Linked DNA regions of Homo sapiens: region 1 is linked to region 2. A link is a loop called in an ENCODE intact Hi-C map of the cell type or tissue named here. Cell type or tissue: Calu3. All regions are shown on one strand. Each heading gives the region's core, and the rest is flanking DNA. Links, peaks and the distances in the headings are about the cores only. Region 1 overlaps WDR72 (WD repeat domain 72). Region 2 overlaps ONECUT1 (one cut homeobox 1).

Region 1 (8,413 bases), core at 382-8,381, 950 kb after region 2:
TATGTAGTAGTATATCCTAATTTTATTAATTAGAGAGTTAAAAACTGATATGTCAGGCCGTGTCCAGTGGCTCACGCCTGTAATCCCAGCACTTTGGGAGTCTGAGGTGGGCAGATCACGAGGTCAGGAGTTTGAGATCGGCCTGACCAACATGGTGAAACCCGGTCTCTCCTAAAAATACAAAACTTAGCCGGGCATGGTGGCATGCGCCTATAATCCCAGCTACTAGGAGGCTGAGGCAGGAGAACTGCTTGAACCTGGGGGGTGGAGGTTGCAGTGAGCTGAGATCGTGCCGCTGCACTCCAGCCTGGGAAACAGAGTGAGACTGTCAACCACCCCACCGCCAAAAAAAAAAACTGTTACGTCAGTCATAAAAGACACATCATTCCATGTTCTGGTAATACTATTACAGAGAATTTGTATCATATTTAAATCATATTCTTATTTTTGTACAAAACAAAAAAAATTACACTTGTACATCACTGGTATTTATTATGTTACTTTATAATACCTTCCAACATTTAGAAAATACCACCAATAGAAGTCTCTCAGTATATGTGCAAAATCGAATTGTCTGGCAGTTCAAGGACTCAAGAAACTTGGATTCTTTTTCATAGACATCTTGCTTTTCCTTCAAAAGGAAAGAAAATCTTTTAGTACTAGTTCCAGGTAATTCATACACAGCCATGAGAAGACCTGCTTCCCGTACATCTCAAGTAGATCACACCATTATAAAACGAAAAGTATCTGAGTTACCTTTTGAGTGTTTTGAACTAAGAAGTTACTTGGCAATAGAAGCTGTGTACCTGGGTGATGAAATAATCTGTACACCCAACCCCCACAACACTTAATTTACCTGTATAACAAACCTGCGTATGTACTCCTGAAAGTTTAAAAAAAAAAAAATTAAAAAATATAGGATGTATTTCTTGAAAAAAAAAAAAAGCTGTGATCAGGAAATCCACTTAGATTCAAGGGCTCATTACATGCAACCATTCAACAAACATTCTTTGGGGAACTACGGCTGGATGCTGAGAATGTCAAGATGAGAATAAGCTACAGACTGTTAGATATGGCAGAAAGGTCAAACAAAAAAATCTAAAATGATGACTAAAAAAACCTACAGTATTTTATTTTATTTTATTTTGTTGTATTTTATTTTATTTTATTTTATTTTATTTTATTTTATTTTATTTTATTTTTTCCTTGAGACACAGTCTTGCTGTGTCGCCAAGGATGGAGTGCAGTGGCAGGATCTCGGCTCACTGCAACCCCCGCCTCCCGGGTTCAAACGATTCTCCTGCCTCAGCCTCCTGAGTAGCTAGGATTACAGGTGCACTCCACCACTCCCTGCTAAATTTTTTTTTTTGTATTTTTAGTAGAGACGAGGTTTCACCATGTTGGACAGGCTAGTCTTGAACTCCTGACCTCTGGTGATCCGCTCGCCTTAGCCTCCCAAAGTGCTGGGATTACAGGCGTGAGCCACTGTGCATGGCCTAGTATTTTGATTGCTTAAACAGAAAAAAAATGAACAAAGTGCCAACACACAGCACATAGAATAGTACGTTCTCAATAAGTTTGTGAAAATGCTGGATGTGTATTTCTTAAGCTCAGCATACCATCACAATTCCTAGGCTTCCTCAACCAATAAATTCCTAAAAAGACCCCAGAACTCCTTGGGGAAGCCTAAATAATTTTGTCATCAACACACATAGTATGGCTGTTCTTTTGTCCATCATCTCAACTTGTAGCCTGATGCCAGTGAATAGATGAATATACTGGACTCCCCAGGGACATGCCCCTCAAGTTTTTAGGGTCATTTGCTTGCCACTGTTCACATATACTCAGAAAAAAGGGGGATTTCCTCTGTAACGAACAGAGAGATGTTCTATTTTTTAAAAGATTAAAAATGTAATCTTTCTGTGTGTGTGTGTGTGTGTGTGTAAATGAAAACATTTGTATATACATGGAGAAAAGGTTGGAAGGATACAAGCCAAGTGTACCAAGGCTCACCCCTGGGAAGATGGATGGGGGAAATATATGGAAGTAGAATTTATACACTTCTATGTTATTTGAACTTTTGACAATAAACATGTAATAGCCTTAAAATTTATAAATTTTAATGAATATGCTTGAAATTGTAAGGAAAAAAGAGTAGGGTTCCCAAGCCAACCTGAATGCTGTTGATAGATGAGGAAAGATCCCATACTTTGAGCTCACCAGCTACTGATACCACCAAGAGAGAATCTTCTGTGAAAATAATAAAAGTCACATATAAGCTTACCATGGATATAATTGGGTAGGTAAAAATCATTTCACAGTCATTTAAGAATTACGCAGGGCTGTGTAGATAGAAAATTTTCAGCTTTGGAGTTACTTTTTAACTAGAAAAAATAAACATTTTACATCGTGCTCCAAATCTGTTTTAAAATTTCAAAGTGATTCCTAGGTATAAGAAGAGCACCACTAGAAGCAGAACCACATTGCAAATCATCATAAAATGAAACCTTCCTATTTCGGAAGTAAGTGAGGCGCCAACTTCCACTTCCCTTTGCAGTCACTCATTACAGAAACTGAATTATCAATACTACATCTAGAAGATACAGCAGGGCAAAATTCCAGGAGTCCTGCTAATCCACAACAAAACCTGCTTGTCACTCTTAAAATGTAACAAGCAGAACTTGGTTATAAAAACACAAATTCTCCTCTTTCCCCCTCATCTTAACCTTTTGCTGACTTTCCAATGTTTTGAACCACTGGCATGGGTGTTCTTAGTTTTTCTTGATCAGGTGTATTACAGACATATCCTCATTAACAGGTAAGCATAAAGAAGCATTCTTTCTGAATTTCTGCCCAATAATTTGACAAATAATTCAAAAGTAGATATTTTTATATGCAATCTCTCTACTGTCAGATAATATCCAACTATTACCTTGAATTCTCATGGAGTGAACAATGCACATGCAGTTGATCCAGTCAGGAAACTGAGATGATCTAAAACTGTGAACAACAGCCAAAGTTTTGGCATCAATTATAAGGACATCTTGATATTCTCCACAACAAAGAAGCCAGCCTTCTCCTGTCATCCGGAATGAGCAGTGGTAATACTACGTACATGGAAAGCAAAGCAAACATTTAATTATCACTAAAATTAACATAATTTGGCTACATTGAAGATTTCTCTAGACTTTAGTTTTAGCATATGATCAATTAAGGTATTGAACTGAATAGCAACTAAAATTTCTCTTAGTTCAGTTATTCCAAACTCCTATTGGCACTTTAGTCTCATTTGCATCTCATGATTTTTCTAGGGAAAGAGAGATCGCTTGGAAGAAGTAATTTTATTCTAAATCATGGAAAGCTCACAATTATATTATTTCTGGAGTGCAACTTGGAACTAAACAACAACAACAGGACCAGGCACAGTGGTTCATGCCTATAATCCCAGTGCTTTGGGAGGAGGCTATGGTGGGAAGACCACTTGAGGCCAGGAATTTGAGGTTGCCGTTAGCACCACTGTACTTCAGCCTGGGTGACAGAGCAAGACCCTGTCTCTTAAAGAGAAAAAATTAATAGCAACAACAAAACCCAGGTTCCTTGCCATAGCAACAATGCTGTATGTTAAAAAGAAATAAAGTATTTGAAGGGCATTTGAGGATTATTATGCCAAATAAGTTTTGGAAATCTTTTATTAAAGATCAAGTAATGCATTCTACTTTCAACCAGCTCTCTCTGTGCAGGGTTTTATTTCCAAAAAAAATAGAAGAGAGTTCATGAATGTTACAATGCACATCAGCAACACTAAGAGTGTAAAATATTTTAAAACACGGTCAGCACCATTGGAATCATGCAACCACACTACATATGCTTGGAAACCATCTACTAAAAGCCAAGATTTGCTTTAAAGATTGGGAAGTGATTATAAAAGTTATATACAGAGAAATTAAGAACCTATCCACCAAAACATAGGGTTTAAAATTGGAAATGAGGGAGAAAAAAACTGTGTGTGCTTTATAAGACAGCACATCATTAAAACTGAATTTTTACACATGTACAAGTATGTGTATGTTTTGTAGCACTAAGGCAATATATGGAAATTGTCTTTCAAATCTGTTAGAAAGATACAAAAATGAAAGAATCAGGGGGAAAATCTGCTTGAATAATACTTTTTGGGAAAGCAAAATGCCAAAACAGCAGACAATTACTGGTGATATTTGACCCTCATGACAAAATAAAAATTCAAGCAAAGAATATTCTCCAAAGATGTTTCTTTAGAAGTGTATTTGCAAATGCCCTAAACAAGTTGCAGAATCTAGAAATGCCCTGAAGGAAGTGAGTGTACTTACACAGATTGCAGTGTGCCTGTAAGGAAGTGTAGCCTTCTCCATGCACTGTCCATTGGTGACATTCCAAACACACATCTCCCTAGCAGAAGATAACTTTGTGTTATTCTCTGTCATTTCCACTCAATTGGCTGGAATAATTTTTGTGCCACCAAGTTTTTCTTTAGCAGCCTGATCATTTATGTGGCTTTTTGTTACAGATTTTGGGCAAGAAAATGTTGTGGTCATTAGCAGGGATGACATACTGTATCTGTATCTTTTTGTTTGGGTAATTACACCCTGCTGCCAGCCTGCAAACCTTACTTTAGAGACAACCTGGCCTACAACAAATTGTGGGGATACAGCTATCACAGCCTGTTAGTGACAGTACAACAATCTTTCAGTGGAAACTGTATCCTCTTGAAAATGCTTTATTTCACTGAACTTAAACTACATATTCTGAAAATCACAATGCATCAAGCGCTGCATCTTCTGAGGCCAATGTATCATTTTTGTAAAAACAAACAGTGCCACCAAGAGGCTACATTTGGTCTATCATCGATAACAGTTTATCTCTGCTTCTCCTGATTTGAAATCCTAAAATCATCCTTGCCACTTAATATTTAGAAAAATATTATTATTTTGAAAACTCTTACTTCGTTTATGTATTACAAAGACATAGTTTTAAAATACAAAGTACACCCAGCATAGGGTAGTTTATATGACTTCACAAAAATCAGAATGGCTGTTTCAGAATTGTTTGGTAATATTCTTCAGTCTTGAGAGTTTTAACACATAAGCAAAATTTTCCATGCAAGAAAAAGAAAAGTTTTATAGGCCTTAAAGGAGATACTGCCATTATACTAAGAAACAAAATATATAGACTAATAATGTCAACAACTGTATGCATTTGGTGATTTGCAGGCTTTTTTGTTTTTCTAACCAACCATGGGAACTCAATCTTCTACATGAGTAGTTCTTAAAATGGGGCAATTTTGCTACCCCTTATTCCCCCTACATTCCAAGGACACTTGGTAATATTTGGAGATATTTTTGGTTGTTGGAACTAGGAACACACTAGTGGCATCTAGTGGGGAGAGGCAAGGGATGCTGCCAAATATCCTACAATGCATAGAACAGTACCCCACAACAAAGAATTATCTGTTCCTAAATGCCATTAGTACTGAGGTTGAGAAATAATATTCTAGAAATACACACAAAATATTCATAGCATTTTCCCTCTGTTTATATCCAGCCTCATTCCAAAAAGATTTCAGGTAACCTGAAAAGACATATAATTCTATAAAATAGGAGGAAAAAATCTCTCTGTGTGTGTCTGTGTGTATGTACTAAAAAATAAGATTGGGAGGAAGGTAGATATTGAAATAATATATCTCAAAGGGAAACAAACTAATAATGCATCTATAAAATAAAGAAACATATTGCAAAGGTAAAGTAATTGAACCTTAAGCAGTCAACATTATAAAATTTTAGCTCTTTAAGGGATTTGAGCTTATTAACAAGGTTTTTGACTCTAGCTATGCATCAACAACCACCTGATACTATTCCAAATATTATCTCCAGAGATTCTAATTCCATGACTCTGTGTTGGGATCCTGGCATGTGTGGTTTTGAAAAGCACCTGGTCAGTCGACTTGTTTCTAGCCCATTTCTAAACCAGTAGCTCTAAATTCTAGCTATACATTAGACTTATTTGAGAACTTTTAAAAAATACTGATGGCTGACCATGCAGATATCAAATCAGGCCAATTAATTCACATTTTCCAGGATTGGAACCTGGACACCAGTAAAAGTTCCTTTAAAAATATTAATGTATTTAAACCATCTTGGATCCCATTGCTTTCCCTATTTGTTTGCTTATCATTTTATTTTCTATATTAAATCTGAAAATAAAATGAAAATATATCACAAAGCAAAAATTTGCTCTTTGCCTATCAATTTTGCTTAATAAAAGAAAGCAAATTTGTGGTGTATGAAATGGAACACTGACATCTTACCTGGAACCATATAAGTTACATAGGTAAAAATAAGACATGAAATTGAACTATTAAAAAACATAATCTTTTCATTTTCTGAAGCTGTCGCCTAAGTTTGTACATAGCTAAAATCACATTCTGTTATAAAAAAATTAAATTTAAGAATTTTTAAAACCTTAATAAATTTTAAGAATTTTAAAAATCTTAAGATTTTTAAAAATTTTAAAAACCTTAAGATTTTTAAAAATTTTAAAAATCTTAAGAATTTTTAAAAGCTTAAAAATTCTTAAATTTTTATTTCAATGAAAAGAAAACAGCAGATGAAAGTGTCTACGACATATAACATTAGAAAATTGTTATATTCTCACTACAAATTCCTTGAAAAGGGGAATTTTTTGGTCTTACTCAACTTTACATCCCCACCTCAGCACCTCAATAAAAATTTGTTCCATGGATAAATACATCAGCCACCATTCTTCCATACACTTTCTATCTTTTGGAAATATATTATTTTCTCTTGACCTCATTCTTATTTTTCATATTTGTGTGCTTATAACACTATAGTTTTGATCAAACTTTAATGAAGTGTCTGGAAGGAGAGGAGATAAACATGAATGCTTGCTTTGCCATCTTGCATTGGAAGTCTATTACATTTTTCAAACTCTTTTCCCTTGTCTTTTATTATACTTTCATTTTTTCTTTGGCATTCTCAGCCTCCTCTTCTTCCTCTGTCTGCTTCTTAAGTGCTGGTTTTCCCTAGATATTTGTCTTATACTTTCTTACATCCTTATATTTCACTCTCTTCCTGGGTAAGTTATCTACTCCCCTGGCTTCAGGTACTGTTATTATGCTATTGGAAGCCCAGAGCGGTTTACTTCAGCTCTATATTTCTATAGGCAACTAGCTTTTAGACATCTCCACCTGTGTGACTTTCAGGAGATCACACACTTTCATGTTCAATATGAAGCATAGCATCTTCTCTCTTTGGTTCATTATCTCAATGAATGATATCGTTACTAATAAATTTCCCGTAACTCTTGACCCAACATTTTCTCTCACGCTCCCAAATGTGGGTACTTGCTACTTCAAATATGGGCTCTGGGCCAGCAGTACCCGCATAGTCTAGGAATGCTTTGGAAACGCAAGTTACTAGACCCTAGCCCAGACCTACTACATCTGTATTTTCGGTAGTGGGGCCCAGAAATCTCTAATTAAACAAACTCTGCAGGTGATTCTGGTGCACGCTCAGGATTGAGAAGCACTCACCTAGCGGCTTCCAAGTCCTGGTGCCCTACTTCTCTGGGCTCATCTCTTGCCAGTAACTAAACCTTTATTAATAAGTTATAAACCTTTCTATTGGGGCCAAGGCTTTTTGCCTTAAAATTTTATTAACTATACATATATAAAAATAATATAGTCATACCAACCTTATTTTGATTAGTATACATATGATAATATGTAATTGGAATGACTATTTTATTCAGATTTATTCTACTAATTTATTTTGTGCTATTTGTCCCATTTTTTAAAAAAAATTGTTTTCTTTGAATTAAACATTTTTTTAATTAAAAGTTACATACTCTTTCTTTTATTTTTTATTTCTTTTGTCTATTGTTTCTGTAGCTACTAAACAATACTTGAAACGTAAACATATAAATATAGCTTAAGGTCTAAAGTCAATCAACATCTTTACCCACCTCTAGAACACCAGAATGTGTGGGATCTTATTACTACATTATTATATGCTATTGTTGACCAGAATCGCGTGTGTGTGAATGGGTGTATATAAATATCATTATGTCTTATAAAGTTTCTGCAGCTTTGCTGGGTTTTGTCCAAAATTCCTTCTTCCATCTCAAATCTTCCTTCTGAAATCATTGTTCTTCTTACTAAAGAATATCATTTAGAAATGTGTTATTATACTTATCGTGAGTCTGTTGGTATAGTGAGTACCTTTAGTTTTTGTTTGTCTGAAGGTTTATTATTTTGCCCCAATTTTTCAAAAGTGTTTTTGTTGGATATACAATTCCAAGCTGACAGATATTTTCTGTCCACTTTTTGAAGGGATTTCACTGCTGTCATTACAGTTGGGAA
Region 2 (8,413 bases), core at 312-8,311:
GGGAAGTGAGATTCTCTTGGAGCAGGGACCCTGGCTGACTTGCTCTGTATCTCCAGGACGCCCTGGCCTAGGGCCTGGTTGTAAGGGCAGATCAGTATCCACGTGGGTATGGGGCAGGGGTATGTCTGCGAATAAGTAGATGTGATTAGATCTGGAGGAAATGCTGCCAAAGCTGGAGGTGCTGAAAAAGAAAGCAGAGATATCAGTAAAATGGAGAGTAGACTAAAGCTTACTGAGAGTCACCGATGACCAGGGGAGGCTAAGTGGAGCAACCCACAGAAACAAGTCATACTTCTAGAAGCTTTCACCAGACTATAGCTGTGAGAGCTGAAATTTCCACGGAATTGATTTCAGAGTAGAGATTACCCATTGTAAGGTAGGAAACCCCCAATTGGAGGTTATGAGAGTCGACAGGAATGTGCAAGATAGACAGAGAGAGAGAGAGAGAGAATGAAAAAGGAGTATGACAAGAAGTAGTGCTGCTTAGGGAAGAGCAACACACATGTTTTATGTGAATGTAATATTTTTATGTAGGGGTACAGTTTCCATTAAAAATAGAGAAATACTTGTCAGTTAACTGGATTAAGTGGAAGGAGATGGCCATTGTTGGTGAAAGGTAGTACTAATGATGAAGATCTGTTAGGAGTCACCTCCATGAGGGTGGGCAAGCAGACAGCTCTATAGGATTCACTGGCAAAGTATATCAGACAAATGACTTTGATGTTTATGGGTGAGGTCACCCAAAGTGAGTACCATGGAGGAGGTAGAAGTAGGCATGAAAGATGGTAAAAGTCAGAGCATGACTTTGTGTGCCACGGGAATAAAAGATTATGAAGAAAAAAAAAACAGAGCATGAGGGTGTGGGCAAAGGACAGAGACTTCTAGTTCAGGCATGCCTGGGGACTGCTTTGCCTATAGTGGGCAAGGCAGAGCCAAGTGGGTTTCAAGAAATGTAACTTTGCAGGAGGTTGAAAGGTATTTTGTGAACAATGAGTTGTGAGGTCAAGTTGGTTTGGGAAATGCTGAATTAATTAATGATTAACCAAATTTCTTTAATGCAGGACTTTTCAGAGCTTTAATATGTTACTGAGCATCAACACTTTCTAGCTTACAGGCTCTCCCAAACTTATTTGATCAAAGAACTCTTTATTCAGGGAATTTCTCTTAGGAATGGTGATCCTTAGAACAGTTTCTCAGAGTGTGGTTGGCAGACCTGTGCTGGTCTGTGAACCACTACTGACCTGCAACGAGGTCAGTAAAAAATATTGAGAATAAGCAATTAGAAATGTTTATGGCAGTTTGACATTGCTGCAACATTCAAATGTGTGATTATTTCTCTAGTAATATATTTTTTATTGTATTATCAAAATTATTCATTCAGGACAGATGGAAGTTAGAAACAAACCAACAAGCTAGTCCTTCACTACCTAGAGTTTAAGAAGCCCTGTCTTAGAACACACTTTCTAAAACATAGTATATAGTAACATCTTAGGATCAGTTGTCACTCAAGCATTTGTATACTAACTTATATCCATTTTCCTGACTTAATGATACAAAGGACTTTAGAACATATAAAGTGCTGATTGGATTATGCAAAAGTCTGCCAAGAATTTGTCTGGGAATATGTGGGCATACATATATTGGCCTGGGAGGCATTAATAAAGCCAAATGAACTTATGATACAGCTTCTTAAATGAGCCTGGACTCTTGAAGACACAAGCTCTGGCCCAGCTCCGTGGATATGCACCTGCAAATACCATCAATATTATGAATTTGGGGATTATGTTTCCAACACATGAAATTTGGGGGACACATTCAAACCAGAGCAAATATATTGTCTTACTAATTCTTAGTACCATTTTGTGAGGTGAGAGAAGCCATCGTATTCCATTTTGCAGCTGGGGACACTAAGCTCAAAGAAGGTGAAGGACTTGGTCAAGATCACACATCTATCAGTGGCCACAGAGCTGGGCTTGAGCTGTGTGCTGGCAGCTTATCCACTCATATGTGGCTTGCTCTCTGTGAGTCCTTAGACTCTAGACAAGTATTTTCTCCCTCGAAATAGCTGCCCTAGAATATGTTGTCCTAACATCATCGCAGAGAAAGTGGACTAGAGAGCAGTAAAGGGGAAAGGCTGAGATGTCCAGGACACCATGAAACTGCCTTGACATCTAAGGACAGCTTGGCATTGTCATAAGGGCCTGCTGGAGATGCAGCATCTTCACCCTAAAGGCTGATGTAGATGCTGAAAACTGCAACCCCTCAGTAGCATGCAGGGCCAAGTGTTCTCACACAGGTAAGTCTGTGACGTCCGAGTCACGCAAGGGGTGTCTTGCCTGGATTTAGAAGAGAAACGTCCAGGCGGCCCTCAGCCCCTTTGCTGCTCCAATGCCTCTGGGTCAGATGGGGGTGCACTGGTAAGGCAAGACACATCCTGAAGTTCTCAAGAGCCAGCCCAGGGCTGCTACCCAGATTCCTGATGGGCTTGGCCATGGCATCCCTGCAAACCCTGCTCAGGAGAGCTTGGGGCTTCAGGGGTAGGGAACAACAATATCAAAAAGCATGTGGGCCAGAATATGAAAATCCACAGGGATAGAAAGCACACTGGTGGTTACTTATGGCTGAAGGGGTAGTGGTGGGAAATGGGAGTGACTAATAGGTATGGTTCTTCTTTTTTGGGGAGATGATGAAAATGTTCTAAAATTGACTGTGGTTGCAAAGCTCTGTGACTAACTGGATGACTTTAAATGGGTTGAATTCTATGGTATGTGAATTACATCTCTATCAAGTTGTAAGAGCAGCGGCAGCCAGCCATGCACACAGGGTGAGCCCTCTGCTCTCACCCCTACCTGCCACTGAGAGAGACCCTTTTCTGGTCTGTGGCAAAGGACAAGAGGTAGTCAGCTGTTCATGTGCATTGAGCCCTGAAGACCCTCTCTTGTCAGCTGAAGCTGTTTTTCAAAGTAAACTCTTAGAGACAATATATGTGGATGAGCGAGCACACAAATAAACAGATTTCAGTAAAACGCAGTGGGGGTAGGGAGAGACAAATGAAGGGGAAACTATGCAAGCAAACATGGCAGGACTGTTCCTGAGCCTGTATTCCAGGCCAGTACCTACACTGTGGAGATTAAAGAGCCTTTGGATTGACCGAGACCATCAGGATTAGAGCTCAGACTCCAGGAGTCCTAGGTCAGAATGTTATCTGCCTTGCCTTGAGTGATCTTACTGTGCAGTGTATATTTTTATAAGCTGTGTCCCCAGTTGTTTGGGTGATAAAGGAGCTCTTAAGTGGCAAATTCAGAGGGCACAGCCCAGTGTGCCATTTGAAAAGCAACACGAGTGAGCTCTAATTGATACGGCCAAGGAAATCCTTTGCATGGGAAGCAAAGTCCTGCACAGATTGTCTGGAAACTGATGGCCAGCAGAGGGAGGTGGAGCCCAAACAACCTACTGGACATGAGCTGTGTTTGCTGTGTCTCTGTGAGTAGCCAGAGCAACTATGGAAACTCTTTTGGTCACACACATGGAAAGCCTAATAAGAACATGCAGAGAGCAGACATTCCCAGTGGGGAATAATCACCGTAACTCACCCTTGTGTCTTGCTTTATAGTGCTTAAAACACCTCCATAAAACCTTATCATGTGATCCCCACAAAACTCAGGTGAGGTAGAAATAGGTATTCTTCCTTTTTTTTTTTTTTTGTAGGTGAAACCCTGTCAGAGAGGTTAGGCAGCTTGCCTGCGGGCTGGTTAGTAGGGGACTTGGGCCTCCAGCTTCACTGGACCCTGGAAGCAGAGGGCAGCACCAGTGAAACATCATGGAAACTTTCCCCAGGATGGTGAAATGGGGGCAAGAGCTGAGGGAACGGGTGAAGTGGAGCTCAGAGAACTTGCACCCAAGGTGAACAGAACAGCAGCAGTTGGTCAGCCAAGCAGCAGGCCAGTTGTCAGCCAGATCCGTCTTGATGTGGCTGAAAGGACTGCAGTTTGGCCTTCCAGGAAAGTGGGCTGGATGGAAGTTGAGACAAAGGGAGTTCTGGCAGCATAGCAGACAGCACACCCATGCTGGCCTGGGAAAGGGACTGGAGTAGTCCCATGTCAGGAAGGATGCAGGGGAGCATGGGATAGTTGTCTCCTTGTGTGTATCAGCTTTGAGAAGAAGCTGAAGGAAGCAGCTCACCCAATGGAAAAGGAAAGAGCGGGAGCAGAGGGCCTTGGCAAAGCCAGGTCGGGAAAGTCATTGGAGCCTCTCCCTGCCCCCGGTCTGCTTCTCTAGCAGAGCTGTCCAGGACAGAATCCTGCCATCCCATAGTCTGCTGCCTGGAGTCCTTCCTGAGTCAGTGAATAAAACATGGTGATGGACCTGTCTTCTCCAGGTGAAGCTCCACAGCTGCATCCCAGGAGAGATGGGAACCCTGGACAAGGTTGCCTGGGCCTGGGAGGGGTGGACAGCATCTCCTGAGCTAAGCCCCATTCATGAGTCACCTTACCAGGCCTCACAATAAGGGCGTGAGGGAGACACTGTTATTCTCTCTCTAGTTGACGAATGAGCAGCCTGAATCTCGGTGAGGTTAAGAGACTGGCCCAAGTCACCCCAACAGCAAAATGGTACAGCTGGGATTTGAGCCAGCACAGGGCCCCATGACAGCACTGGAGGACATCGGGAGGTACACCTCCCGCTCCTCTGCAGGCACAGACTATGGGGAAACAGAGAACCATACCAGCTTTCGCTTTCTTTGACCCCACAAACAGCTATTTTGGTGTGATTCTAGACTATCTCAGTTCTTCTCTCCACAAGGTTTGTCTTCTCTCCCTTGTTCTGTTTTCCCTGTGATAGAGGCTAAACCTGAACTAGAATGGTAGCTGAGAATTCTCGTTGAAAGAATGCATTTCGTACCCAATGATACTGGCATCGTCCTCTCGCTGGTCATTCACGCGCATGTGCACACACTTTCCTGAGCACAGCCTCATCAGTTTTTATACTCACAGGAAGAGACACCCATCAACCTGACCCTTCCCTCCATGAAGCTCTCCCCCTGTACTGCAGCTTCAAAGGAACTGGTGGGAAGAGAGAAGCTGCGGCCTTGCGCCTGCTAGTTTGGTCAGTAGCAAAGGGCAATAGGTCTCTTTTCTGGAAGTTTGGCTCAAGAATTTTGATTTCTATCAGTATATGAAGAGATATCTGCACTGCCATGTTCATTGCAGCACTATTCACAATAGGCAAGATGTGGCATCAATCTAAGTGTCCATCAACAGGTGAACGGATAAAGAAAATGTGGTAGATATACATATATACATATTATTCAGCCATAAAAAGAATGAAATCTTGTCATTTGCAGCAACACGGTTGGAACTGGACGGTATTACGTTCAGTGAAATAAGCCAGGCACAGAAAGGTAAATATTGCATGTTCTCACTCACGCGTAGGATCTAAAAAAATTGAACTCATGGAGATGGAGAGTCGAATGATGGTTACCAGAGGCTGGGAAGGGTAGTGGGGAGTGGGGGATAAAGAGGGGATGCTTAATGGGTACAAAAATACAATTAGATAGAATGCATAAGACCCAGTGTTAGGTGGCACTATAGGGTGACTACAGTTAATTATAATTTATTGTATATTTCAAAATCGCTAAAAGAGTAGAATTGGGATGTTCCTAACATGAAGAAATGATAAATGCTTGAAGTGATGGATACCCTAGTTACCCTGATTTTATCATTACACATTGTCTGCTTGTATCAAAATATCACATGTACCCCACAAATATATACAACTATTATGTATCCATAATTAAAAATTAAAACTAAAAAAGGATTTTTCTAAATTCTTTTAGAATTCTAAATTCCTAAACTTCTGTTATTGGCTGATCAGTTGGAGTTTTATTCCATCAGTATCCCTCACTTAAAAAAGACTCTCAATAGTTTGCCTCCAATAATTGGAGTGATATAGATGCTCTAGTTATTATGATGATTCCACAAAACAGTCAAAACAAAAAGCACATCTGATGAATTACATGCTTATTTTTACCTCATATATGCCTATTGTGAATTGTAAGTCTTAGCTTATCGACCTCATTTTTCTAATTAATAGATGTATATGTTACTTTATAGTATTTATAGTAATTGAGAGTTATAAAACAGAATTTCTTTAAAAAACCTACAATCTTGAGTTTTCACTAAGTCATCAGACATTTTCTCTAATTAATTTCAAATTAGTGAAGTTTTCCTTGTTTGCTTTTTTGGAAAGTTGTCTGTAGAATCAAACTGTAAATGCTATTCTTCCAATGACATGCATGATACAATTAGTTTCACAAGGGTCTCCCAAAAGCCCAAGATGAAAGCCCTTGGCGGCTACTCTACCATGATATTCAAGGACCTTGACACCCTGACCTCAACCACATTTCCCATGTCACTTCCTACTACTACTGCCCACTCAATACCAATCATTCCTGCCACACTGCTCAGAAGTCATTCCTAGATATGAACCTCCACATCCCTACTACTTTGCTCAAGATGTCTCCTACATCCAGAATGTCCTTCCTTTTCTCTTTTCCATACAAAAAGATCCCTGTGCAATGAAGGTCAACCTCAAGCATCTTCTTTTCTGCTAAGCCTTCTCCATCCCCTCTCCCATCCAGGGAGAGTTGTTGTCTTTTGTGCCCACAGAGCACCTTCCCCACAGTATAATTAGTTAGTTACCTACCCATCTCTCTCACACAGTCTGTAATACTAGAACATGGATTATTTCCTTGGCATACTCAGCACCCTTGTTGGGAAAGCAAGTTGGATGTGGCTCCATAGAAAATAGAGATGCAAGAGACACAAGTCTTTTAAGTTTTGAAAATGTGTGCATAGAATGAAGTTCCATGAGATAGCCTTAATCCCTTTACTGGATAGTGATTTTTGCAGTAGTTTAATGGCACCATGGGGAGATTTCTGAAATGTTATATCAGAAACATATGGGGATATATATGGGGAATATATGGGGATATAGCTGAAATGTCACTGACTGGGAAGTCAGTAAAGGTTGGCTGAGTCCTTGGTATTGCCACCACTCCTATAACTGGGTCTGAAGTGAGCTCAGGGACAGGTAAGGAGCAGACTAGAGCAACAGAGCTGGAGAAGCAGAAGGCACAGGGGAAACTAATTTGGGGTGGAACATTGAAATTAGTTGGGAGTAGGTAATCACCTCCCTTTACCAAGGTTAGGTGCCCAGGAGGGGCCACTGAGTACCAGAGGGCAGAGGTGTACTGTCTGCATCCGTCCTTGCTAAGTTTGGGTGGTGACTGGTCCATATTTGCCTTAGAGAGGAGATAAGGATCAGATTTATGGATAATGTCAGCAAATATCCAGAGAGTCTGTGTGGTAGAAACCTTAACAATAAATTAATGAGATGACTCCAGCAGAAGAGTCTTGAAGAAATTCAAATTCAAGGGATGAAAGACTCAAAGAATGCTTTATAAATAAGGTGAAATGATATCCCATTTTGTTTCTTTTTCTTCTGGCAACTGCCAAGCCATTGGGCTTTTTGAGTAGGACCTCTGGCTATTATAGAGCCCTGGATCCATGGGTTAGGGTATCATTTCTCTCTCCTGGGCTTCAGGGCTGGCCTGCATTCTGCAGTGGGAGAGACTGGAAGGACCCTCAGAAGTTCTTAGTCTTCTCTGCAAATGGGAACCACTGAGAAACTTTAAAAGCACTCGTGCCTGGGATCCATCTCCAGAGATACTGATTTATTCAGTCTCGCAGAGGCCTAAGCCTGGGATTTTTGAAAGCTCCCTCGGTGATTCTAATACTTAGCCAAGGCTGAGAACCACTCCTCTAAATCAGTCTTCTCAAACTTAAATCACCTGGACATCTTGTTAAGACGAAGATTCTGATTCGGCAAGCCAGGGTAGACTCTGAGATTCTGACCATCTAACAAGCTCCCAGGTGATGTCTAGCTGCTGGTCCGGGACTGCACTCTGAGTAACAAGGGCTGAGAGTCCCGAGCGTGAACTCCAGTAAAGGTGTGGCCCAAATACATCAACATCGCCTGGGAGCACAAAGGGGCGGCTTGTTCACAATGCACATTTTGGAACCTCATCCTATACCTACTGTCTCTGAGAGTGAGATTCACAAGCCGATATTTTGTTTTTTAATTAATTTTTTAACGTGGAAAAAAATGAACTTTAATATGGCTTAAAAATACCACAAATCAAATCCAAAGACAAAAATTGAGAAGCAGTTGTAAAATACACAATAATTTCTTTATACAAATCACTCAGAAATAAAAGAACATCCAGGGCAAAGGATATGAACTCTGTGTCAGTTTATGAGAGAGAGAGAGAGAGAACATTTATTTTAATTTTTTGTCTGAGCTTGGCAAAGATTTAAAACCTTACTAATCCTCAATGTTGACAAGAATAAGGAGC

Evidence for each region. A loop is a pair of places that touch in the nucleus more often than their neighbours do. Peaks named below come from ENCODE experiments on the same cell type or tissue, not always from the same donor. Only the 100,000 strongest peaks of a DNase experiment are listed, where the experiment ranks them.
Region 1: a loop joins it to region 2, with 5 times the contacts of the local background. A loop is called at or near these places in 7 of 110 quality-filtered maps.

The regions. Positions count from the first base shown.
Region 1 is chr15:53,712,261-53,720,673 of GRCh38, forward strand. It overlaps WDR72 (WD repeat domain 72), which reads right to left. Exons shown (of 20, transcript NM_182758.4): 4 at 4,347-4,425; 5 at 2,933-3,107; 6 at 2,174-2,250; 7 at 512-631. Among named protein-coding and RNA genes, the nearest start is that of WDR72, 43 kb to the right of the region's middle. In Calu3, for the core only: a CTCF peak has its summit at 4,781; no DNase peak of the experiment used is centred there.
Region 2 is chr15:52,762,547-52,770,959 of GRCh38, forward strand. The region is part of intron 1 of ONECUT1 (one cut homeobox 1); the gene reads right to left. Among named protein-coding and RNA genes, the nearest start is that of ONECUT1, 24 kb to the right of the region's middle. In Calu3, for the core only: no CTCF peak of the experiment used is centred there; a DNase peak (open chromatin) is centred at 3,425.